3 separate regions of the Homo sapiens genome follow, and all the other regions are linked to region 1. Evidence: chromatin loops called from intact Hi-C (ENCODE). Cell type or tissue: mammary epithelial cell. All regions are shown on one strand. Links, peaks and the distances in the headings refer to the core of each region. The heading gives the core; the rest is flanking DNA.

Region 1 (8,608 bases), core at 2,421-6,420:
TGGCACAATCTCGGCTCACTGCAAATTCCGCCTCCCAGGTTCAAGCTATTCTCATGTCTCAGCCTCCTCAGTAGCTGGGATTACAGACGTCCACCACCACGAGGCAGGTGGATCACCTGATGTCAAGGGTTCGAGGCCAACCTGACCAACATGGCAAAATGCCATCTCTACTAAAAAAAAAATTTTTTTTATAAGAAGTCCTTTTTTTTATGTTTTAAATTCTCCTGGGTTATAAGAAGTCTTTTAGGCCAGGAGCAGTGGCTCACACCTGTAATCCCAGAACTTTGGGAGGCCGAGGAGGGTGGCTCACCTGAGGTCGGGAGTTTGAGACCATCCTGGCTAACACAGTGAAACCCCGTCTCTAATAAAAATACAAAAAAATTAGCTGGGCCTGGTGGCGGGCGCCTGTAATCCCAGCTACTCGGGAGGCTGAGGCAGGAGAATGGCAAGAACCCGGGAGTTGGAGTTTGCAGTGAGCCGAGATCGCGCCACTGTACTCCAGCTTGGGTGACAGAGTGAGACTCCGTCTCAAAAAAACCAAAACAAACAAACAAACAAAAAACAAAATTAGCTGACCATGGTGGCACACACCTAGAATCCCAGCTACTCAGGAGGCTGAGGCAGGAGAATTGCTTGAACTCAGGAAGCAGAGTTTGCAGTGAGGCAAAATCCCGCCACTGCACTCCAGCCTGGGTGACAGAGCGAGACTCTGTCAAAAAAAAAAAAAAAGAAGTATTTAAAAAGTATTATCTCTAGTCTATCCCTCTCGCAAACAGAAAGATAACCTCAGGACCCACACTTAATACCCTTCTGAATTTTAAAAACCTCTGACCTTCAGGAAACTCAAAGACTAAAGAGTCCAGACCTACCAAGCAAACATCCTTTAGCTACTACTGATTTATAGTAATAATAAAATAAAACATTGCTATCTGTCATTTCCAGTTAATTCAATTCATGGTGAAGATTATTTACTGGGGGAAAAAGAGCAGTGAGTCATGGCGAGGCTTTAAGAGCTGGGAAAGGAGCCATATGAATACACACACACACACACATTTTCATGTCAGCTTGAATCATGGCATTTTCTAAACAATGGTGCTTAAATGTTAAATCCTAAATGCATTTTACAGTTTAACAAAAACTTTATCACTTATCCTCAATCCTTCTAAGTCTCTGTGTTCCCCCAATTTAGTCCAGAATTTAACCTCTGACCCAACATAATACTGACCACTTCAATTTCAACCAAGTCTTCAGAGAGAGATTTAGGAAAACCAGTGCAACTTGTTTATTTGGTGGGGAGGGGATAAGTGCGAAAACTTACTGGATTATATTCCCAGGGTCCTCAGCAACCACCCATTAAGGCGCTGAAAAGTTTATAGAATAGTCCCAAGTCTTGCATTCTTTCTATGGGGGTGGGGGAGCCCCAAAAGATGTTCTGTTTCCTGTGACCTACCGCACCATTCACAGATGGTTTTTTAGCAATACTGCCTGTTTTCTCTGTGTTGGTTTCTCTTTAGAAGAAGGGCTACCAACATTCAGCAGATAGACAATGACACAGGCTGCACTGCTTGCTCTCTTGGCCTCATTCTCACCCTAATATGAGAAAAGACCTTGTCCCAGGTTTGCATAACTGTGAAACTGCATGTTTTAGGCAAAAACAAAAATGGTTATTCTATGCACACCAAAAAGATGGAGGAAGATGCCTAAGTTGACGGCATTTTCACAATGGAAAGACTTTTAGGTAGTTATTGAGTTGGAATTTGTTCTCTTCTCAATTAAAAGCTAGAGTTATTTATATAACTACTCACACTGCCTCCACTGAATGAGAGAGCTGAAAAAAATGAAGTGAAGCACAGGAAAGAGTTAAGTCATTCCTAGGTGACCAGTGCTGTGAGCTGACTGAAAAAAAGAAAATCTCTAAAAGTTCTAGCATGACACAGATCCAGGCAGTTGTGCTTAGAAGAAGAGTAATGAGAACTAAAGAGATACAGCTGATAGAAACTCATGTTAAGGCGTAAACTCGAAGCAATTGCAGATAGAAAGCCTGAGACTTCTCAAGTAGTTTAAGTGCTCCGATTCAAGAAGTAACCATTCCAATAGAAACCTATGGGGAATGTGGAATAGTGTCACATAAAAGATAATAAAATCACATACTAGAATTAGATGAAAAGGTGGGGGGGAAGTAAAGATCTATACATGGGCCAGGCAGAGACATTTCCTTTAGGTATCCCTGGATAAACCTTTTATCAGTTCTGTAATAACTTAAGATATGAAATACTGCAATTGCTTGACTATATATTATTTGCAGGAGTGGTGGTGGTGTATGTGTGTGTGTTTGTATTTGCTCGTTAAGTACATAGTTGAACCTAGTATATTCCTTGGTTATGGGTTTAATTATTCTCCTTCATTTGTGTAACACCTCATATAAATCCCCCAGTAAGAAAATATCTTGATGGATAATTATCTGGACTGGATCTGCCCAGTGGAAAATCACAACCAAGGTTCTGGTGATCAGGGTAAGCAAATATTAGAAACAGCCCTTCCAGAATGTTGCTTTAGCAGGATTATTCCTATTTGAATATGCCCTACTATATACTGGAAGGCACCAGGCTGCAGAAGAAGGGTCCCAGGAGATTTTGTTGCAGTATGTAACTCTCCTCATAGAGGGTGTGATTTGACAGAACTAAATGGCCTCCCCACCCCCAAATCACCTCCTTCATCAGGCTACCATGTGCCTGAAATTCTTCGCTCCCTTTTTTAAAGTGCAATTAGAGGGAAAGGGGTGATTACAAATTTAGTCATTAGCTTCTACTCAAACACTGATCAGGACATTTCTTCAGATTAACTACCAGGGGATCTTGAATATAGTGAACATATTTTACAAATCTAAAACTGGGTCAAGTGGTTGGACAAGTAAAAATGTAACTATGAACTTTTAAAATTTTTGAATTTATAACAGTACCAGAAGAACTGACATATTAATTTCTCATAGGCATGGAAAAGTGTTATTCTAATGGAGAGGAGAGGGAGGAAAGGCAATGGATCCAGGTGGAATGGAATAGTTCAGGGCCATTATTGCAAGAGAACATCATGGAATTCACAGAGGAATGGGAAGATAGGAAAGGACAGGGAAACAGCTGCTTCTGAAAAACAAAATGTCACAGGGCTGCCCTAGGTGACCCTAATGTTTCCATTTAGCCCTGAATATTTTTACTGCATTCTTCACGGGGGAAAAAAAAAAGTAAAGGAAAAGTAAACAAAGATAAAATATCCTACGCCCTTGAACATAAAATAAGGAGAAAGTGGATGTTCAATCCAACACTTCCTGAGTTTATACTCTGTGTCAACCCCTAAGCCAGGTGCTATCCCTTCACTGGGCCAAGGACCAGGCTATTGGGCATGTGTTACCATAGTGACACGCTACTGAGAACAACCTCATGCCCCACTTATACTGAGTCTTCTAAATATTCCCAAGGTTCCTCTCAAGCAGAAATAGATTTTTCTTCACACTTCTAAGAAAGGACTGTATTTATTTGTTTATGTATTACCATAAAGTTTAGCAATATGATGCAAAAACTAAGTGCTAGGAAAGAAAATATACTTTCATCGGGCATGCCAGGTGTTTTTGTCTGAAAGACTAGCATCTTACCTGACATCTGAGCAGAATATGAAGAGCTCTTAATCAAGTTTTCAATTTCATTTGCCAAGATAAGCTTGCATAATGTCTTTAGGACACAAATTTCCCAGCCTTCACTCCTCAAAACATCATGAAAGAGCTAAATAAAGTGAAAGTGGCAAGTGATACAGGAACTGAGGTATGTCAATTCCTTTAATGGGCTGGGAAGCTCCTGATTTCGAATTTAAGAAAGATACAGCCGCAGTCCGGCCTTGCCTAGAAAGGCATTGCTGGCAGCTCCCGCCCTGGTTAGAGAGCGCCCCCTACTGTTTCTCCTCTTTGTCGGCTCCAAGCATGCCAACACCCAGGCCGACTCACAGTTACAAAGCACCAATTGGACAAGTGTATCCTGGACTGTGAAATAAATTGAGAGGAAGAAAGCGCCAGCCTTGGAGCTGGGCAGAGAGGATCATATTGGAGGTTTGGAAGGAGAATTTCGGATTTCTCCTCACCACCCAGACCCCTGGTCCTAGGATGCCTTCCAGGAAGATCAGACATGGCTTGATTTAAGAGCAGAAGAATCTATCACCCGAATTTCTTTACCTCCTGTCACACATAGAAGTAAGAACAAGAGACAATCAGAAGGAAGTAAAGAACAAGCCAGAGAGACAGAGCAAAGGAGAACCAAGAGAAAGAACCCCAAAGGAAAAGAAGTGGAGAGAAGAACAGAAAAGGAGTCAGGCAGAAAATAATAGAATAGTCTTTATTTCCTTTTCACTCCCTCCTCTTTTTAAAACAATGTTTCTAATGAGCATCTAGTTTCATCTGAAAGTTTTTGAGCGCACTTGTTTACCTTTGCTACAATTTTCAGAGTTTAGCACTTTTGCGGGCTGGGTGTTGGGAGCTGAGGCTCAACTGTCATTGTTCATTTCTGCTGTGATTTTGCACTGATATTTGTATGTCATCATTTAGTCGTTTTGTTGTTTGTTTTTGCCATCAGCTTGTGTTTGTTGCAAGGCAGTTCTGCTGCTGTCTGTCCTCCGCTTCTGGATCCATGTCACTGCTCACACTGCCTCATTGACATCTTTCCAAGACTACATATCAGGACCCAAGCCTAAACAGGTTTCCCTCCCTCTGGAGAAGCACTGTGAGGTGGTGAAGTCCGGCCCCTCCAAGTGATTCTTGAAAGGGGCAGGTAACAAAAAATTATTGAGGGTGTTGGGGAACAGAACCATCATAGGTTTTCTTGTTTAATATACCTAATAAAATATGGAATTGAGAGGGACTAAAGTATTGTCCAAAGTCAAACAGCTTGTAAGTAACAGGATTTGAACCTGTGGATCCCAAAGTTCATTCTTTTCCCTACATTACACTGCCCCAGAGCTCTTGTAGCCCTGCCAATCTAGGCTCACTCCAAGAGAAATATTCCCCACTTGCAAGAGTTCGTAGAACTGTCCACACTACTGAAATTGTTATGTCTCTGGGTTTTCCTTTTAATAGGCACACGTACTCAAATTTGCATAATGTAAATGTAGACAGAGTGTAACTACCATGTAAGCACAACTACCATATAAGTGTTATGAGTGATCCTTTGGAAACAAGCCTAAAAAATCCTGAAATCATATGAAAACAGACACTTTTTATTCTCCTGGGAAGCAGATGACATCATTTTTTATGCAAAGTACACTAAGACAGTAGAGTGCTGGTGAGGTGCTGATAACGCAGCTCTCTGTCGGGAATACGGGAGCCCTAACTTCCAGTGTTTGCTGATTTCTGTGGTGTAAATATTTCCACCATGGCAAAATATAAGCTACTAATATGACATCACTGAATGCAGAACTGGGGAAAATTGTGCTTAGTTAGCTCTTGTGAGCCCACACAAGCTGGCACCGGCATACAACAGCACTAAGGGCCGCGCACCCATCACTGGAATTAGACTGCACGTGCACATCAAGGAAGAGAGCCTGTAGCAAGTACCATGACAAGCAGGATAGGGTGAAGTGTGTCAGTTCTGGAGCCCAACTGCATGTAGGTTTCAAAGCCCAGCTTTGCCATTACTAACTGGGAACTTGTGCAAATTTTTAAAATATTCTGTGTTGCATTCGTATATAAAATGAGGATAGTAATAGTATTTACTTTATAACATTGTTGCAAGAATTAAATGAACTGATGCATGAATAGGGTTTAAAAAGTATTACCTACTGTTATATTTTATGTGTTTAGGAGTATCTTACCCTACTAAAGATCATCTTGGCAATACCTCAAATAAAGTACAAGAAGAATAAGAATGATTGTCACTGTGGACTTCACAATTTCAGTGCTGAACATCAGTGAGAGTGATGGGAGTACTTTCAATCCCTAAGAATAGTTGCTTCTTCAGGCTCAGACACTCAGCTACTCTATGTGCAACCCCCTGCCACCTCCCGCTGTTGCAGAAAAAGCCATGGCAGCTTTTCAACCAAGATTCTTAAGACAGGAGAAAAGTTCCACCCTTAGGTAGACAGCAGGGAACCATACAATAGCTGGATCTACTCGGCACTGAATTGTTTGGAATAAAGAAGATTAAAACACTTTTATGAATGTATGTTCTTCAGTATCTTTTAATTTCTGTTCTTATTATTTTTAAAAAATCTATAAAGGTCTTACTCAGAAAAGTGAGGCCTTCTTAATTCTGGCAGACACTAAGACATACAGTCCTATTCAGAGAGAAAAAAAAAAGCAATGAGTTAACTAGACATATGACAGAATGAATCAATCTTTCTTTTGCTTTTCATGTCTACTTTTTGAAAATGCACATGATTATCTTTTCCATTCTGGGTCTATTCCTAATAAATTACATTTTATATTTTATTACCTCCTGCTTGAAATATTATAATAGCCATCAAAAATAATGTCCAGATTACAGTTTTGTTCATAAGTTATTTTATTTTATTTTTCTGTCTAACACAAGCCAGGCACTGCTTAGGACATGGTGGGGTTGGGGGGTAGGGGTTTGTCCAGCGGTAAAGAGTTGGATATGATTACTGTCCTGAAGGAGCTCACATTGTATTAAGGGAGAGAAACAGTAACAAAATCAACAAATACATGAATATGATAATTTTGGATTGTGGTCATTTGTATGAAGGAAATAAAGAAAGCGATATGGTAGAAAGGAGGCATCAAGGAGGATCTTTTAGGTGAGGTCTCATTTGAGCTGTGAGAAGGAACCAGCCATTTGAAGAGCAAGGAGAAGCATGATCTAGCCGGAGAACTGCAGGATGAAAAGCCATAGGCAGGGAAGAGCTTAGCATGTTACCAGAGCACATTCCTCCTCTTCCATGCCTTCTTTCAGTACCTATTACCCACTCCCTGCTTTATCTTCCTAAAATGTCCTTTAACAGTATCTTTTCTTTTAAAAAGCTGCAATGGCTTCACAATTCCTAGCAATTCAAATTCTTTGCCATGACCTTTGAAGCCCAGAACACTCTACCCCCTCCCACTTTCTGGGCTTTATCTCCCACTAATCCTCTGTACAAAGCCTGCACCAAGTTGGATTCCTCACCATCTCCTATATTGTTTCTCACAGTTTTGCTCATTCCATTTCCATTGGCTTGGCTTCATGACTTAGCCAGAACCCACATATCTTTCAGGGACTAGTTAAAAATGTTTTTATCTCTCCGGCATGCTTTCTTTTGAGTCTTTACAATGCTTCATATCGCTCGTGGTCAATACCAATAACTCATCAATTAAACTACCTAGTTGTTTAATTGTAAGTTTATTTATTTATTTCTCTTGTAAGTTTTATTATTTCATTCATGCCTGGTTCTCTAAGTAGTCGCATGCTTTGGGGGTAACATCCCCAGCAGATTTTTAAGCTCCTGGAGGGCAAGTAGTGATAGCTGATGTTTATTCATATCACACAGCACCAAGAACAAGGCCTTGGGCCTAATACGCCTTTCTCTTGATCTAATCATTTCTTCTCCATGACTTCTCTCATTGCATTTTGCATAATTCCTGAGAGGAACTTATCTCTATAAGAGAGCTCTGAATTCAGTTGTTAATCACGTATCCTGTATGCTTTTAGCCTCACTAAACAGTGGACATTTGCTCTCCAAATGGCTGGTTCCTTCTCATAGCTCAAATAAGACCTCACCCAAGAGAATCTTATTGATGTCTCCTTTCTACCGTATCACCCTCTTTATTTCCTTCATACAAATGACCACAATCCAAAATTATCATATTTGTTTCTTTGTTGATTTGGTTATTGCTTCTCTCCCTTAATACATTGTGAGCTCCTTCAGGGTAAGAATCATATCCAAATGTTTACCACTGGATCCCCCACATGCCTTATGCAGTGCCTGGCCTGATGGAGTGAGTATAGGCAAAAGTGGGAAGAGCTGATGCACAGGAATTGTCTTATTTGTTTCTGGAGGTTCCTCACCATTAATAACCCTGAGCTTAATTTCAATTACCCAGCCATATTATGGAAATTCTGGAATTCCTTGTTTTCATTAATGTTTAGCAACAGGTTAATGAATATCGCCAGATATAAAACATACATAAAATTTTAAGATCATAAATTTTATAGAAAGAGAGAACAGAGTTCAATTCCCACTCCACCATTTATATCCCATGTAACCTTAGTCATGCTCCTGGTATTATTGAACTTGTTTCTTCAACTGCAAAGTCAAGATAACATTCACCTAATGGAATTTTGTGAGGATTAAGCGAGTAACGTGTGTAAAACACTTATCGCAGTGCCAAGTAGTAAGGGTAATTGGTAGTCGCATTTAGATTCACAAAGCCAAGCAGGGAGCTGGCCCACAAGAAGGGCTCAATATATAAACGCATGTTAAAAGAAAATAGAATAGACAAGAATAGCTCCATCCTATCCCAGACCCCATAAACAGACCTAGTCTGACTAAGCAATGGATGTTAGGAATATGTAAATGTTCATCTTTAGGCCTCAGTCTTCAATGTCCAGCAGTTGTCCAAACAGTACACTTATGATAACCT
Region 2 (7,555 bases), core at 1,501-5,500, 180 kb before region 1:
CCAGCACCTGGAGGATCAGGAGGTTTGGGAGAGTGTAAAGGAAGTAGTCCAGATGTGGACATTGGCATTCTCAAGACGGGCTATGAGTGTGGAAAGCCTTTTTCCTCCTGCTTTGCAAACAGCCAATGGGGGACAGAAGGGAACTGGGGCCAAAGAGAAAGGACTGAGCTGATACCACCTGGTAACTACAGCTAACAGACCCTTATAAGGAAAATTGCAGGAAGCTCCTTCAGGGACTCTTCAGATACAGTAAGTCTCACTTCATGTCATTCACAGCCTCCTGGAAACTGTAACTTTAAGAAAGACAACATGTAACAAAACCCATTGTATCATAAGCTAATTGATAAAAGGAAGAGTTAATTCCTATGACATAGTTTTGGTCACAAAAACATCACTGGACTTCTAAGTAAAGACCAAAATACTTCTAATATTAAACATTGAAATAAATGTGAATTATATATACATTTAAGAAAGATTGATAGAACAAGTGAGACAATTATTTACCCAATTTTTCCAGTTCAGAGTAGCAGGTGACTGGAGCCTATCCAGCAGCTCAGGGTGCAAGACGGGAACCAACTCAGACAGGATGCCATTCCATCACAGGGCACATTCACATACACACTCACACTCATTCACACTGAGACGATTCAGACACACCAGGTGAACCTGATGTGCACAGCTTTGGGATGTAGGAGGAAACTGGAGTACTCAGAGAAAATTCAGGCAGACATGGGGAGAATGTGGGAACCTGTAAACTCCACACAGACAGTGGCGCCAACCAGGAATTGATTTTTTTTCTCATCAACGTTATAACAAAACATCGGTCATGGGAGACGTTAAGGCCCCTACCAGGCCCAAGGTAATAATCAGAGAGATTTAGGTGCCCTCCCATATCTTTTGTTGCCTGTACTCCAACTTCAAAAGCTCCCTCAACCTCAGCGTGCCTGGAGCTAGACTCTTTTTGTTGGTCATCAGGACAATTAAGAGAGGAGTGACCTCAGGCATACAGACCTCTGTAGCTCTTGGTGCTGCCACATGGCAAGCTTCCATATCCCTGTGCCTTGCAAAGCATCCATGAAACAGCTCTTCCTGAGTATCTGAATACCTGACACTCCCTCATAACCCGCACCCCACGGAACTCAGAAAGGAGCCATGAGGACTGGCCCAGGAGATAAATCCTATGAGAAATATCACCTTCTTCTTAGAATTATCCCTCTTCTCTGCCTCTAGTGCCTTAGAGTCCATTTGTCAGTCTGACTTTGCCCTTGGCCTAAGTTCTCTCATAGTCTTTCATGCAAATAGATTGTTGGCAGAGTCATCCATCCAACCTGCCAAATATACTCTGACATGTCTTAATCTCACCAGACACAATTTAGGTCAAGGTTAAGAAGACTAGTAAGATGAGATAGAACCTCACTAGTATCAAAAGACATGGCTGACAGTTTCAAAGTCTCTGGCCACATTGCTTTCTCCCTAATTACCTGAGGACCCTCATTCAAAGTATCCATGTTTGCAGAGTGTTCTTGAGATGGGGATGCAGCTTGTGTTTCCCTGCATCTGTTCTTTCATACAGGACATAATTGTTAAAATAGTGATACAACCAATAGAAACAATGACCTATGGTAGCAGCAAGATAGAACCAATTTATTCCAACTTAGAGAATAAGGTAAGATTTTACAGAAGCGGTAAATGTGCAGTTAGGCCTTTTAAACATGGGCAGAATATCAACAGGTGAATGAAGCAGTAAAGGCATTCATTATTTCACCCATTCTACCAACATTTATTAAGATTCCATTATGTGTCTAGGCACCAAGGTGTTCTAGGCACCAAGGACATGTGTGAATAGGACATCATTCCTGCCTTCAAAGGGCATGCAGTACATTCATCTTGGGCTGAAGATACAATGTAAGCAAAGGCACAGAGTTCCAGAGGTATGTGGCAAGTTCAGTGAACAATATGGCTAAGACCTAGGGTCCACTGTGTATGAAGGCAAGTAGGAAAGTACCAGGGAATACGAGGCAGGGAAAAAGTCTGGGGACAGAATACAGAGGATTTTAATATGGCAGTAATAAGTTGAAAGTTCATTATGTGGGCTATAATAAGTCATTAACAGTTTGGAGTTGAAAAAGGGCATGGTCAATTTCTATTTTAGTATAAAGCATTCCATTGGCCTCCTATTGCCTAAAAAATGTCAATGGCTTCACATTACTCATGGGTTTAAGACCAAAATCCTTAGACGGATTCAAAGGACTTGCAATGTCTCCCTTTCCTTGCTGCATGTGGACTTCAGTGATCTTGTATTATCACACCATGCCACTCCCCACCACAGGGCCTTTGCACAGTTTGTTTCATTTTTCAGTGAACCCGTTCCCCTTTACTTAATTAGCTTCTTCTCCTTCAGATCTCAGCTAAGTATTTCTTTGAGAAAGCTTTTCGTGACCTCTACCGTTAGTCCTTACTAGGTCTAATCCCTTAGTATATACACATAATAGATTTGTGATCTTTTGTTACTCTCTATGTCCTTCAGTAGGCTATAATCAATGGCAGAGACTCTGTTTTGTTCATTATTTTCTCTCCAGCGCCTACTACGGTGCCTGGCATATTGTAGACATGCAATAAATATTTGTTAAAAGGAAAGGAAAATAGAAAATCTTTTTAAAATAACATTGTAAAAAATGGTTGTGGGTGAGGGGTTTGGCTGTAAGCGTTGCAATCACAGAAGAGGCTTCACCCACTGACTTCATAGTCAGGCATGCAGTTGTAAATTAATAATAAACTCTCCATGTGGCAGCCATGGAATCATCAGAGTGTTAAGTCTTTCTCTAGCAGCTGATTAGGCTGAATTCATGGGCTGATTAATCTGTCTCTCCAAGAATCATCTCAGTCCAACGCCTGGGTACGAAAAGGCCCTATTGTTTTCCGTTGGTTAATTAAGTGCAATGGCCGGTCACAGATCAGAAAAGCGAAGGTATCATATTGAGTGAGAATGTGCAGAGAGTGGAAATGCAGTGTATTTTAACTGTGTGTGAATAAAGGGGTTAACATTAAAATTACAGAAAAGAGACAGCCCTAGGAAAATTGCTTTATCACAACTGTCTCTGAAATTGTGAAGGGTTAGAATAAGTGGGATGATGAATCTGTGCTTCTCCCTTCCCGCTGATGACTGCATGAGAGGAAATGGGCTCAATCTTCAGGGAGAGAAATTTGAGCAAATTATTTCTCAACAAATTTCCAGAGGAAGTGTGTAAAGTCTTTGTCTCTGGATAAAGAATAAAGGAAAACTGGTAACTATCACTGCTCTGCTGATGAGCATTGTCCTGCCTTAGAATGGTGTGGGTGGTGAGGAAGGTACACACCGTTCCCCTAACCAACACTTCCAATATTAGGATTTTGTTGCCATGCAGGGTTCTGAAGCCATAGAATGACGGCTCTGCATGACATTCCTTGTTTTAATCTGGTAATGCTTTGCAAACCCCATGAATCATCAAATATGCCATGCTTGAGAGATTTTGACAAGTTTTATGAGTCCACCTAGTGCTATTTATTTTTGTTCTCTTTCATTCCTTCTCTGTGGGGAGGAGCACTTTCAAGGGCATCCTTCACAGAATTGGCCAGATGCCATGGTGGCAAATCTAAGTTCTATCATCCTGAGGCAAGAAGTAGCACGTTTTGCTCTTGCCAACTCCTTGGTATGGCATTAACATGACGGATGGAGCCAGCTATTTGCACAACCAGTAACCAGGGCAGATTCTAGGAACTGGGGGTGAGAAGATAAGACACTCCTTTTAAACATAAATATCCCGGGAGGGGTGTCCCAGATCCATGTGTTTGTTGGGGATCTACCTGTTACAGTTTTACGATTCACCCACAGGCTCTATTCAAAATATTTCCAGCATGGCACAGTGCCTGAATTATCTTCCATGATAATTCCTTCTTTGGGGCCTGGCATTGAAGGAACTGCGAATAGGCAAAATCACTATATGGAAGTAGTAGCAAAATAGTGCTATGAGTTTTATCATTTAAGTATTAGTTTAATTGGCTTAATTATCTAAGTCTGTATTGTCCAATTGAGTGGTCACCAACCACATGTAGCTACTGTGCACCTGAAATGTGACTAGTGACTAAATCATCACCGTCTCTTTCATTTTAATTTCATGAGATTTTGATTAATACTAAATCCCAAAACAGAGTGGGGAATCTATGGTCCGTAAGTTTGAGAAATTAGGTATTTTTTAAAAATTAACATCATTCTATATTGCGCAATTTTTAACATGCCAATGTTCAATTTGTCTTTCTCAGAAGGGGATGTCATAGGCAATTTAACAATGATACCTAACCACGGAATAAATTTTGTTGTTTCCATAGGATATCTTGAGGAATACCATTTGGGAAATAACTCTCCACTTGGAAAGGACCAGGAAACAATAGTCAGGCAGAGAGCACCGAGATCTATGCCTTTACTGAGAGAAGATGTGTCTCAAAAGCAGAGCCCTGGGCTGTGAGCTGCAGGGAGTTAGGACTCAGCTTCCTTGCTATGTACGTGTTCGTGTGGTTTTGAGGAACTTTGACATCCCACCAACTTCACCTATCACGTTCATCCCAGCCTAACCTTAGTGTCACTTTTCCTCTTCCAAGGGATGAGTGGGTTTGACCAGCTGAGCTATATGATGTTTTCCAGGTTTAAAATTCTATGGTTCATTCATTCTGATGCAAATCTTTGAAATTTCCTACTTTTTTTTTTAACACTTTCAACCCCTAATTGGATAGTGTCTAAGTAAGTCAGAATATATGCCAAGGTGGATCACAGAAATGTTTTTCTCCTTTGAATACCTCCTAAATTTAAGGGAGGAAAGCAGACCATGAGGAAAAGCATACAATCCTGGGGGAACCAAATATACCACCTTGGTTTGTGAGACCAAACCAGAAAGGAGAATGTAGAAACTTGAAGAAAAGATAAAGCCATTACTTGTAAGGAAGCAAAGTGGTCTGCAGGGACTTTAGATGATAGAGTTTATCTCGATGATAATTTCTAATTCACTGATAGACCAGGAGCAGAGAGTGGCTGGTGAGGTATCTATGTGTAATTGAAAGTGGCATGATTAGAATCAGAGGTACCAATCGTCGACCATAGCAATTATCCAACTGAGAGGTGTTGGCCAAGGAGCATGTTTAAGTCTTTGGCTTGGACAACCAGGAAGATGGAGATGGGAGGTATTCATTCCAGGAAAGAGAAAGTAATGAAGACTGAGCAGGCCTAGATAATAGTAGCTTCAAGTTAGGACATGTGGACTTTGAGATGGCTGGGACACTGTCCAAGTGGTGATGCATAGTAGGAAATTAGGGATCTAGATCTGGATGTTAACAAAGAGGACTTACCAAGAGATAGTCGATATTAGAAGGGAAACGGCTCACTGAAGAGGCAGTGTAGGGTAATGGTTAAGAGAGGGACTTTAGGAACTCTAACACTTCCTTGCTGTGTAACTTTGACCAAGTTACTCTACTTCTTTACGCCTCAGCTTCATCATCTATAAAATAACTGTTTAGTTTTTACCCAACAGAGTCATTGTGATGATTAAATAATGTAGAACATGTAAAAGAATGCATGGCATTCCTAATAAACATTATCGTTACTATTTTCTCCTTTTCGAAGATAAGGAAAATAAAGCTAAGAGTGGGTATATAATTGGCTGACTGTGACACAACTACTAAGTGGCAGTGTTGAGATTCAAGTCCAGTTCTTCCTGAGACATATCCAATGTCCTTTCCACTATATCACTGCAGCCAAAAACTTCAACCATTCAATGCATCACTCCTCATTTGTGAAGTGGGAACATAACCATATGTACTTTATAGGGTTAATATAATATTTATAAAGCATTTAGAACAATGTTTGGGACATTTTATGTGCTGTCGAGTGTTGCTATTATTAGTAGTAAGTAATAGCAATAATAAACACTAAAAACATTTTTCCTACACTCTGCTGTCTGGTAAAATAAAAGTGCCTCCATTTTAAACTAACTCAAGCAAGATATATTTGGGCTAGAATGGGGTAGGTTGAAGGAATCAGCAGGGGTGGGTCCGGTGTTCCCTTTGCATCAGGAAAAGATGAATCCTAGGAACATTGTGAAGGAGCTGAGTGGCGCCGGCAAGGCCCAATTCTTTGGTCTGAATACATGGGCTTGGGAGGGGGTGGGTAAAGTAGAAAGAATTCAAATCTGCACATCTCCAGTGACAGTTGCCACATTTGGGATCAACTGAAACACACTTTCATCCAAGTACTAACCAGGACCAACCCTACTTAGCTCCGGAGATCAGACGAGATCGGGTGCTTTCAGGGTGGTATGGCAGTAGACCTGAAACACACTTTCAAAAGGAATAAATACCTCTAAAAAAATAAGGCTTGGAAGATAGGCATATGGAAAAATGAGGCCAGGGATACAGAAAAAGTACAAGTCAAAATAAATCTGACTCCTGACTTCCTGCTCTCTGATCTGCTCATGTAGCTTCAAGATTTGTTTATGATTGTTTGCGTAGTTGAGAATCTCTGGGGTTTTTTGATTGTTTTTCATTACAAAATTCAACACAGCGGGATACAAGTTTTATGCTTCTATTCCCATTTTGTCAGGAAAGAACAGAGTGAAAACTTTTTAATCTCCCCCCGCCCCCACTATCAACATCGCTGAGATGATTTAATGCCTCATAACAGAAGTAATTTTGTGATAATGACACAAAGGCAGCAATTAAAAAATATTGTTTGTTTCGGGGCCTATAAATTGGCTGTTGGTAATTGACAACAGAATGTGTTTTCTAATCCTCTGAAATGATATCTTATTGCAAGCTGGCATGGTAATTACTGTATTTGTACAGTACCAGAGGAGTTCCAGCCTGAGTTTGACAGGGAGTTGATTAAATCACCCAGGTGTAATTGAAGGTTTTGATTGCATTGCCTCTGAGCTGATCAGCATTAGTAATAGCCTGGCTTTCTGCTGTCATGTGTTTTTAGAGCTGGTGGTATATCAGCCCTTTCAATCTCCCTCCCAGCTCTCAGCCTCTGTTGTGCCAATGTCAAGAGAGAGCCAAGAGAGCTTCTCAGCACAGAAAAAATGAGAACAGACAGCAGATCCCTGGTGCTGGACCTGAATGACATCATTTGAAACAAAAAAGAAACCTGTTTCTAACTGCCTGCTTTGTTTCTTTAGATGGAGAGGACAGGGACTATGGTGGTCACAAGATGTGGCTTGCACATGGCCTAGTCAGTGCAACATAAGGACGTATGTCATGTAACGCAAGAAAAGGGCTTCTGCTCATAATTTGCTCCTTTGGTGATTTCAAATTTTTAAAGGATCACTTCTCAAGAAGGAGAATTGAATTTGTCAATCTTAAATGCAACATTTTAGTCAGTTATCAAGAGAGATATCCTGACTCTATGCTATGAAGAACCTTTGATTTTTTTGGTATTATTCCATTTACTTACGTGGTATTTTTCCATTAACTTACGTGGTTGGTATTATTCCATTTACTTACATGGTATTTTTTGAGTGATGTTTCAGAAAGC
Region 3 (7,555 bases), core at 1,501-5,500, 190 kb before region 1:
CAACTATTTTTACAGTCTATTAGCTCAGCCTAAGCCATTACTATCATGTGTATATATATATATATATATTTGGAAACGGAGTCTCGCTCTGTCACCCAGGCGGGAGTGCAGTGGTATGATCTCAGCTCACTGCAACCTCCGCCTCCTGGGTTCAAGCAATTCATGTGCCTCAACCTCCTGAGTAGCTGGGACTACAGGTGCACACCGCCACACCCGGCTAATTTTTTGTATATTAGTAGAGATGGGGTTTCACAGTGTTGCCCAGGCTAGTCCTGAACTCCTGAGCTCAAGCAATTAACCTGCCTCAGCCTCCTAAACTGCTAGGAGCCACTGACTATTTGAAAGTTGTATTGGTAGGAGGCTTATTTTCTCACCCACTGGAAGACCTTTTTAGGATATAATTTTATAACTCTGTATTAAATTCATCAATAATTATGTGTGTAGTGCAATAGGTATTGGCAAGACTAAACCTTGTTTAAGTGTTTGACGTAAGAGACATTGCTTGATGGGTTTATTCTCAGTGGGTAATAAACATACAACCTGCAAATACTACTTTTAAAGACACATACACAGATAATATGTAATATATATAATAACTACATATGGTATTTCATGTAATATATAGGTTATATTATGTATTGACTCTAATATGTATTGATGTACATATTTTTTATTTATTTTATATGTGTGGATATAGCTATAGATGATATAGACATAGATATTTATCCGAAGTAATGCTTGCACACTGACGATAAAAATTCACAATCCCACCATACGGCCCACTCACGTCCCTAAGTCCTGCTCCTCAGAGACAACTAATTTTTAATGGTCCCTGTTTTTAGGTCCTCTGTTGGTTATCCTAAATAATATGCTTATGTTGTTGTCGCAATTGTTGTAGACTTTCGAGTTTTAGCTAATAGCTTCACATTATGATCTATGAGGACTTAGCTCCTGTTTTCCTCCATCTCTCTGTCTCTGACAAGGTGTAAGTTATTCTCTTAATCTTTGGTGTTCTGAAATTGTAAAATACTGTGTGAATAATACTTTGTTTATCATGCTGGGCACTGTGCAACCTCTTTATATTTAAAGATACCCTCCCATCATCTTCAGGAAATTCTTTTTTATTTTGTTTTTGATCATTTCCCACCCTCTGTTATCTCTAAAATTGTAGTTAATAACATGTCAGATCTCCTAGGATTGATCTTTAATGCCTCTTATTTTTTTGTTTATATTTTCTTCCTAACTCCCCGTTGTTCTATTTTCTAGAAGCTTTCCTCAACTCAGCTTTGTACTCCATCTACTCTGAATATTCAATGTTGTCAGGGTATTTTTAATTTCTAAAACAATCCTTTTTGTTCTTCAATTATACTTTTTAAAAAATAAAACATTCTCTTCTTGTTTTATCCATGCCACAGATTCTTCAGTACTTCTGAGTACACTAAATTAATTATGTTCTGTAAGTTCTCTTCTATTCCCCAAGTTCTCTTTTTCCTCTAGGGAATAGCTGGTGTGCTTATCTTGGCATTTCTCTTTCTTATTGTAGGTTTTCCTCAAGTGTCTGGTGATTTTTGGTTGTCTCTCCAGACATCAAAATGAGCAATAAGCATACTGCCCAGGAGCTCTGTGTATGCCTGTAGGTGTGTCCACTGGTAGGTTTTCTCCAAGCTGAGTGCTATAGGACCTGTCTTGATGATGGGGAGCCCCAGGGAATGAATGAGGAGGGCCTTATGCTGGGTCACTAACACCCACATTGGCTACCCTAGTTCTTCCCCAAGCAGTATATTCTATTCCATTAGAGAACTCTCCAGTTATTTTGCTTATGGGCAAGGACCTGGATTTATATAGCATGTAGAGGTGAGAGAAAGGTGTGGCTAGGGCCAACTCTTTCTATATATACATCTTTGACTTCAGCTTACCTTTCTCCCACCTCCTTTTTGAATCCAGAGCCCTTCTTGATTTTACCAGGCAGGTCAGCTACTTCCTGTGCTGCAGTAACCTGCTCACATTCAAGCTTGAAGTTCCCACTTTTCAAGGTGGTGTCTTTCTCCCCTCTCCTTCATCACTTGACATTATTCCTTCCACCTTCTGAATTCTACACATTTATTAAAATCCCCCATGGCGCTCTCCTATTCATTTTGTTGTGTGAGGCTGTTTTGCTTTTTGAAAATATATCCTTTTAATAGGGTCTCTGAAAAAAAGAGGCAATAGACACATAGGAATATTCAGCAATCCAGAATGTGAATCACATAGATCTCCAGTTATTTCTCTTGTACACCTAGATGAGGTTAATGACTGGAAGGTTCTTTTACTCAGAAATGTATGATATCAACAAAGCTTGAAGTGATTGGACTCATCCTGGAATAGGTTACTTAAAAAAAAATTTCGTGATCATCCATGTCCTCTAAAATGCAGATCATAATAGCTGCCTTTGATGATTTTTATGAGAATTTAACGATAACATAAATGTATGAACTTGCCCAGCATAATACCTAGATCACAGAAAGAACTAAACTGTTATCAGTTCTTGCTCCTCTCCCTTGTCACCTGCGAAGTATGAGTGCTGGCTGAAATAACTCGATTGTCTTTTAAATTGAAGCATTTTATATCATCTCACCCCCACTCCTAGTAGCAGCTGAAGATCTCACATGCGCTTTGTATAGATTCTTACAGGGCGCTCTTCTAGGGATTTGAATGTTGGGGCTGCTGATTCCTTTTTGGTTATTGTAAGTTGTAGACTAAAGAAAATAGCTCACTCAATGGGTTTTGGTTATTGTAATTTCTTTCTTCTTCTTTATGATTATTATTAATATTACTATTATTTTGTCTCTACCACTTGAGCTCCAGTTAGGCAATGGAAGGAAATGCTCTCTCCAAATTTTGTGCAGTAAATGGATTTTGAAATCACTGGTTTTAGAAATTTCTTTTAATAGACTTCAATTAATTGCTTCATTTAGAAGGAGTTAGTAACCACTGAGTCCAAGTGATGAAAGAAGGAGCAATGATCTTGTGGTTCCAGAGGTAACTCCAGCCTGGAGGACACAGTGCTTAGCATCAGCTCATGAATCAAGAATGAACTCCATACTGTAACTAAGCCCAGAAACGTTATCCCGAGCCAGGGCTTAGTTGACACATGCTCTGGGCATCATTAGCTGGTTAGGTCTTGCAGAAATATGAGGATCATGGCCAGGCAGAGACCTTTCAAATGATTCATTTATTCCCAAAGCCATCTTTGGCTGAGGCTCCGCAGTGTAGGGAAGCAGTGTGATGGGTTAGGATGAGCGAAGCATAGGAATAGTGACCTCAACCTTACCCTTAGCTTTTGTTTCTTTAGGTGAATTACCTCATCTCTCTAAATCTTGGTTTCTTCATGTGAAAAAAGTGAGAAATAATATTTACCAGGTAGGACTGTGACAAAGATTGAATTTTAAAGTGCACAGCAGTGTGCTTAGCACATAGTAGATTCTCAGTATATATTAGTTGCTGCCCTGTTTACCCTGTACGTTTCTAGCTTTTCCTATAAGGAAACAAGACAATGATTACTAGACTAGCCAGGGCTGTCTGTGTAAACACTGAGGAGCCCAGGCGTTGTTTGGCTGGATCTCAGAAAAACTTGCACTGCTCACGACTGGTGACTCATGAAAATGATGGGCCTTGGAAGATAGGAGCACAAATTTAGAACTGGGAGAATTGTAAAGTGGATTAAAGCTATTTACAAAACAGTGGCATTGTGCAATCAATGATCTTTGAGTTTTAATTTCTGAACAAATACATAGGACCCAAAGTTTTGTTTAAGGCATTACGAAATCATAATTATTTTTCTTTGATCCCACAGAAATAGCAACTCTTTTCTTTTCTTTCTTTCTTTTTTTTTTAAGATTGAAGATTTTTCTTGACATTGAGGAGATGAGGAAAGAAAGCTTTCTCTGCATATTTAATTTACAGGGCATTTATCCCTTCTCTGGCTGATGACCTAAAACCAAACAAATCATTATAAAAACTAGAAGAAGGAAAAAAAAAAAGATAGCAGGTTTGTGAGAAAGGGTCTTTAAGCCTAGTTAGGGAAGACATCCAGAAGAGAATCGACTCAGACAAATACAAATACTAGAATTCGAAGGGCATAAGAACTGTGAGTGGCTGAACCATTTTCCCATCCCCTGCCAGGATGTCTGAGAGGAACTTTTCAAGATAAACAGGCCTAGTACCCCGAAGGGCATTTTTTGATGCTAATAGATTTCAAAGGCTGTTTTGAAGAGGTTGTGGGGCAGGACAGTACTCAGGCATATCCAAATTATTCTTTGCATTCTTAGCAAAGAAGTTGAGCAATTTTTTAAGTCAGTCTGCAGGAAGCTCAGAATGGGTATACTGATATATTTTAGAGGTTTTCAACTCACAATGCACTTTTCAGTTGCATGAAGAGTTCACCTACTGAGTTGATTCGAGAAGGAAAAAAGCCACATCCCCACTTACTCCCCATATTCCAAGTTGAAAACATGTCTCTTTTACTCACTTAACTCTGCAAATCTGAAAATCTGCTGCTGTGGATTAATTTGTTGGACTCAAGATTTTGCTCCCTGTGGAGATTCCAAATCTTGTCATGAGCCAGTTCACCATTTTTATTACAGTTTGCCTACTTTGAATGAGTATATTAAATTCTTACTTGACAGCCAGTTTTGATGACAGGCAAAAGATGGAAGAGAGAAGAGAATCCTTGCTCCACTGTGAGAAGGAACTTTCATGAAATGGAGAAATGCTGGCTATTCCCTTATGTAATGCATCATTTTATTGAGAGTCACCCTCAGTAAAGTCACCATTTTATTGAGAGTTCTATCCCCAGCCTTACTTTACACTTCAACTAGGATGTCTGATTTGAGTTACTAATAGAGAGGCACTGTAGGACAATGGTCAAGTCAGACCCTTTTGGATTCACATTCCAGGCTTATCTACTAGCTGTACCACCTTGAACAAGTTAATTGAATTTACTGAACCTCTGTTTCTTCATCTTTACAACAGGAATAGCAAAGGCTACCATATAGGATTATTGTGAGAATTTAATAAAACAATGTATGTCAGGTCTTTTGAGTAGTGCAAAAGACTTTTGGTACATAGCAAATACTCAAAAAATATTGACATCATCATCATTATTATCGTCATCACCATCATTATCATCTGGTCCCAGTAGGTATGAGCTGGGAGCAGAAATCATTTTTTACTGGTTAATCTATGACTTAGGTAATTTAAGTGTTTGTCACTAGCCTAGCCAGACTTAGTTCTGTTTCATCCTGAATCTTCACTTGTCCTTCCTGGAGCTATGAAAAATAAGCCACACATACTGCACCACCCTATTTGGCCTTGGGGATAGGATTAGACTAGTAGGAACACGTACACATTTCTATGATTTCTCCTGGATCTGAAACAGCTCCCTTAAGTCTCAGCCTTACTGAAGATCCTAAAGCTATAAAAAAGAAGCTATAAATAACCATAGAAATTTGTAGACAAATTTAGTTGGACCTAGACATCTGGAGTGGCCCTTCAAAGGTACTAACTATCCTACTTTTCTGTTTTAAAACTGTTGATGTGTAGGTCTCACGGGACAAAAAGACAAGTAACAAAGTTTTTGGCCTGCTTCACATCCTATGGAATCCCTTGGGAATTTTTTCTTCAAGGTTTACCCAGTATGTGAATCTGACCCCATGATATAACATTTGTGAACAGTTCTGTACAAACAAGGACTTGTTTCTCTCCCTCCCTCTGATTCCCCGTGGAATTTTCAGGGATGAACAGTCTTTTCATCTTGAAATCAAGCAGGAATAAGTCCGTCTTGACTTCCCTCTTCACTGCCTTTCCTCCCCCACTCTTTTCAAAATCTTCATTTAAGGATCTGTGGAGTGAACAAGACAGATCTTGATTTGTTTGTGTTGTGTAAAAGTTGAAAGGAGCCAGGAAGAAAGAGTACCATTTGCTAACCTCAGGAGACTTGGAAAATATATTTTAATCCGAGAAATTCATTCAAAGGCACATCTTTCTAGTATCTGTAAGATGAACTATTTTTAAAAATCACAATTGCTCTTCCAAGAGCCTCCTTGAGATTTATTGGAAGAGCATTGAGAGTCAGTCTGGCAATGCAAATTAAGGGTCAGGGAACTGAGAACACCAATGTGGTCCTCACTTTGCACAAATGATTTATAACTCAGATGATGACTTAAGGTATGACTTGAGTAATTTAGATACGACTGACTTGATTCCCCCATTCTGCGCTCTGTGAAAAGTTCAGTGCCTTTCCACAATTTCTGCAAATCCCCAGGGGACTTATACACTCATGATCACCTTTGAGCTGAACAATTTACACTCAATTTCAGTTCAGTTCATGAATCCTAAGCTGACCTCACTCTGAATCATGTATTCAACATAACTTCTTTCTCCAATTTTTTAACAAATCCACTCACATGGGCCTTTTTAAAGGTTTGTGAAGGCATAGAAATAAATATAAAGCAGCATAAGCAACTGAAATTTCCTTATCAGCTATATCTGCCCTTTAGAAAGTATTTTAGATACCCTCCAACTTGGACACTATCTTCCCACCATGCTGCTAGACCCTACCCTTTCCCCTCTCCTATCTTAGCTACTTCTATGGATGATTTATTGTGTGTTCTCTCTTTCTTTCTTTTTTCTTTGTTTCTTCTCCTTTTGATTGTCTCCTGCTAGTCTATGTTCACATGGACCACACTTTCAACCTCTCAACCCCAGTGATTTACTAAGGTATTTTCCTATATAAAAGCAGTTCTTTCCCAAAGAAAAGTACTAAATAAAGAAAGCCGCTAAGATAATAATTGTTTTGAAACCTTTACAAATATGTTTGGAAAGGTATGATAGTTCACTGAAAAGTGACTCCAATCTTTAATTAATTCATGGAAAGCTCACTCTTTCAAGGACTGACATGTTGAATCTGCAAGCAATATGAAACATTCTTATTTTGGCTTTCCAAACCATTTGAATAAAATAACTCTGAATTGTTCTTCTTTCTACTTGGCACCAAGATGGATAGAAAAGGCTCTGTGAGATTTCTTTCCATAGTGAGAAGGATTATGGCCAAGCTATTTATTAGCCTCAAAAGGAAGATGCATACCACGTGCTTTTAAGCTGCATGCTGCTGTCCACCGGTGTCTAGGTCTTGTTCCCACATGGAATGCATACATAAATGTTCATATTCATCACACATCAGAAGAATCCCTTTTTGTATGCATGGGGGGAGAAGGAGACACTTACATTGGCATAATTTAGAAACATGGAGGAAGAGCCCTTCTTTTCCCAAAATAACCTCTCCAGCTTTGTTCTGACTCCTACTATTCCTTTAATACCAGATAAAGTCCTCTAGTCTGCAATTTGTTATAGAGCTTAAAATGCAAACCAAGAGTGGGGGAGCCTGGGTAGCGTATATTCATACAAAGATGTGAATTAATATCAGATCTTTTTTCTTAAGAGCTATTTTTTTAATAGGGAAAAGAAACCCCAAGATCCTTGAAGTAAGAGGAACTTTAAAAGGAGAAATAATGTTTAT

The links. Peaks named below come from ENCODE experiments on the same cell type or tissue, not always from the same donor. Only the 100,000 strongest peaks of a DNase experiment are listed, where the experiment ranks them.
Region 2: a loop joins it to region 1, with 7 times the contacts of the local background. A loop is called at or near these places in 16 of 110 quality-filtered maps.
Region 3: it touches region 1 in a loop (4-fold over the local background); 18 of 110 quality-filtered maps call a loop at or near these places.

What each region holds. Positions count from the first base shown.
Region 1 is chr11:95,701,787-95,710,394 of GRCh38, forward strand. No RefSeq gene overlaps it. Among named protein-coding and RNA genes, the nearest start is that of FAM76B, 84 kb to the right of the region's middle. In mammary epithelial cell, for the core only: a CTCF peak has its summit at 3,936 (motif pointing left); a DNase peak (open chromatin) is centred at 3,935.
Region 2 is chr11:95,517,782-95,525,336 of GRCh38, forward strand. No RefSeq gene overlaps it. Among named protein-coding and RNA genes, the nearest start is that of FAM76B, 270 kb to the right of the region's middle. In mammary epithelial cell, for the core only: no CTCF peak of the experiment used is centred there; DNase peaks (open chromatin) are centred at 3,590 and 5,300; H3K27ac peaks cover 2,006 bases.
Region 3 is chr11:95,509,238-95,516,792 of GRCh38, forward strand. LOC105369440 (a long non-coding RNA gene) reads right to left here. Exons shown (of 3, transcript XR_001748336.2): 2 at 7,124-7,227; 3 at 4,959-5,878. Among named protein-coding and RNA genes, the nearest start is that of FAM76B, 280 kb to the right of the region's middle. In mammary epithelial cell, for the core only: no CTCF peak of the experiment used is centred there; DNase peaks (open chromatin) are centred at 3,124, 3,604 and 5,344; H3K27ac peaks cover 2,187 bases.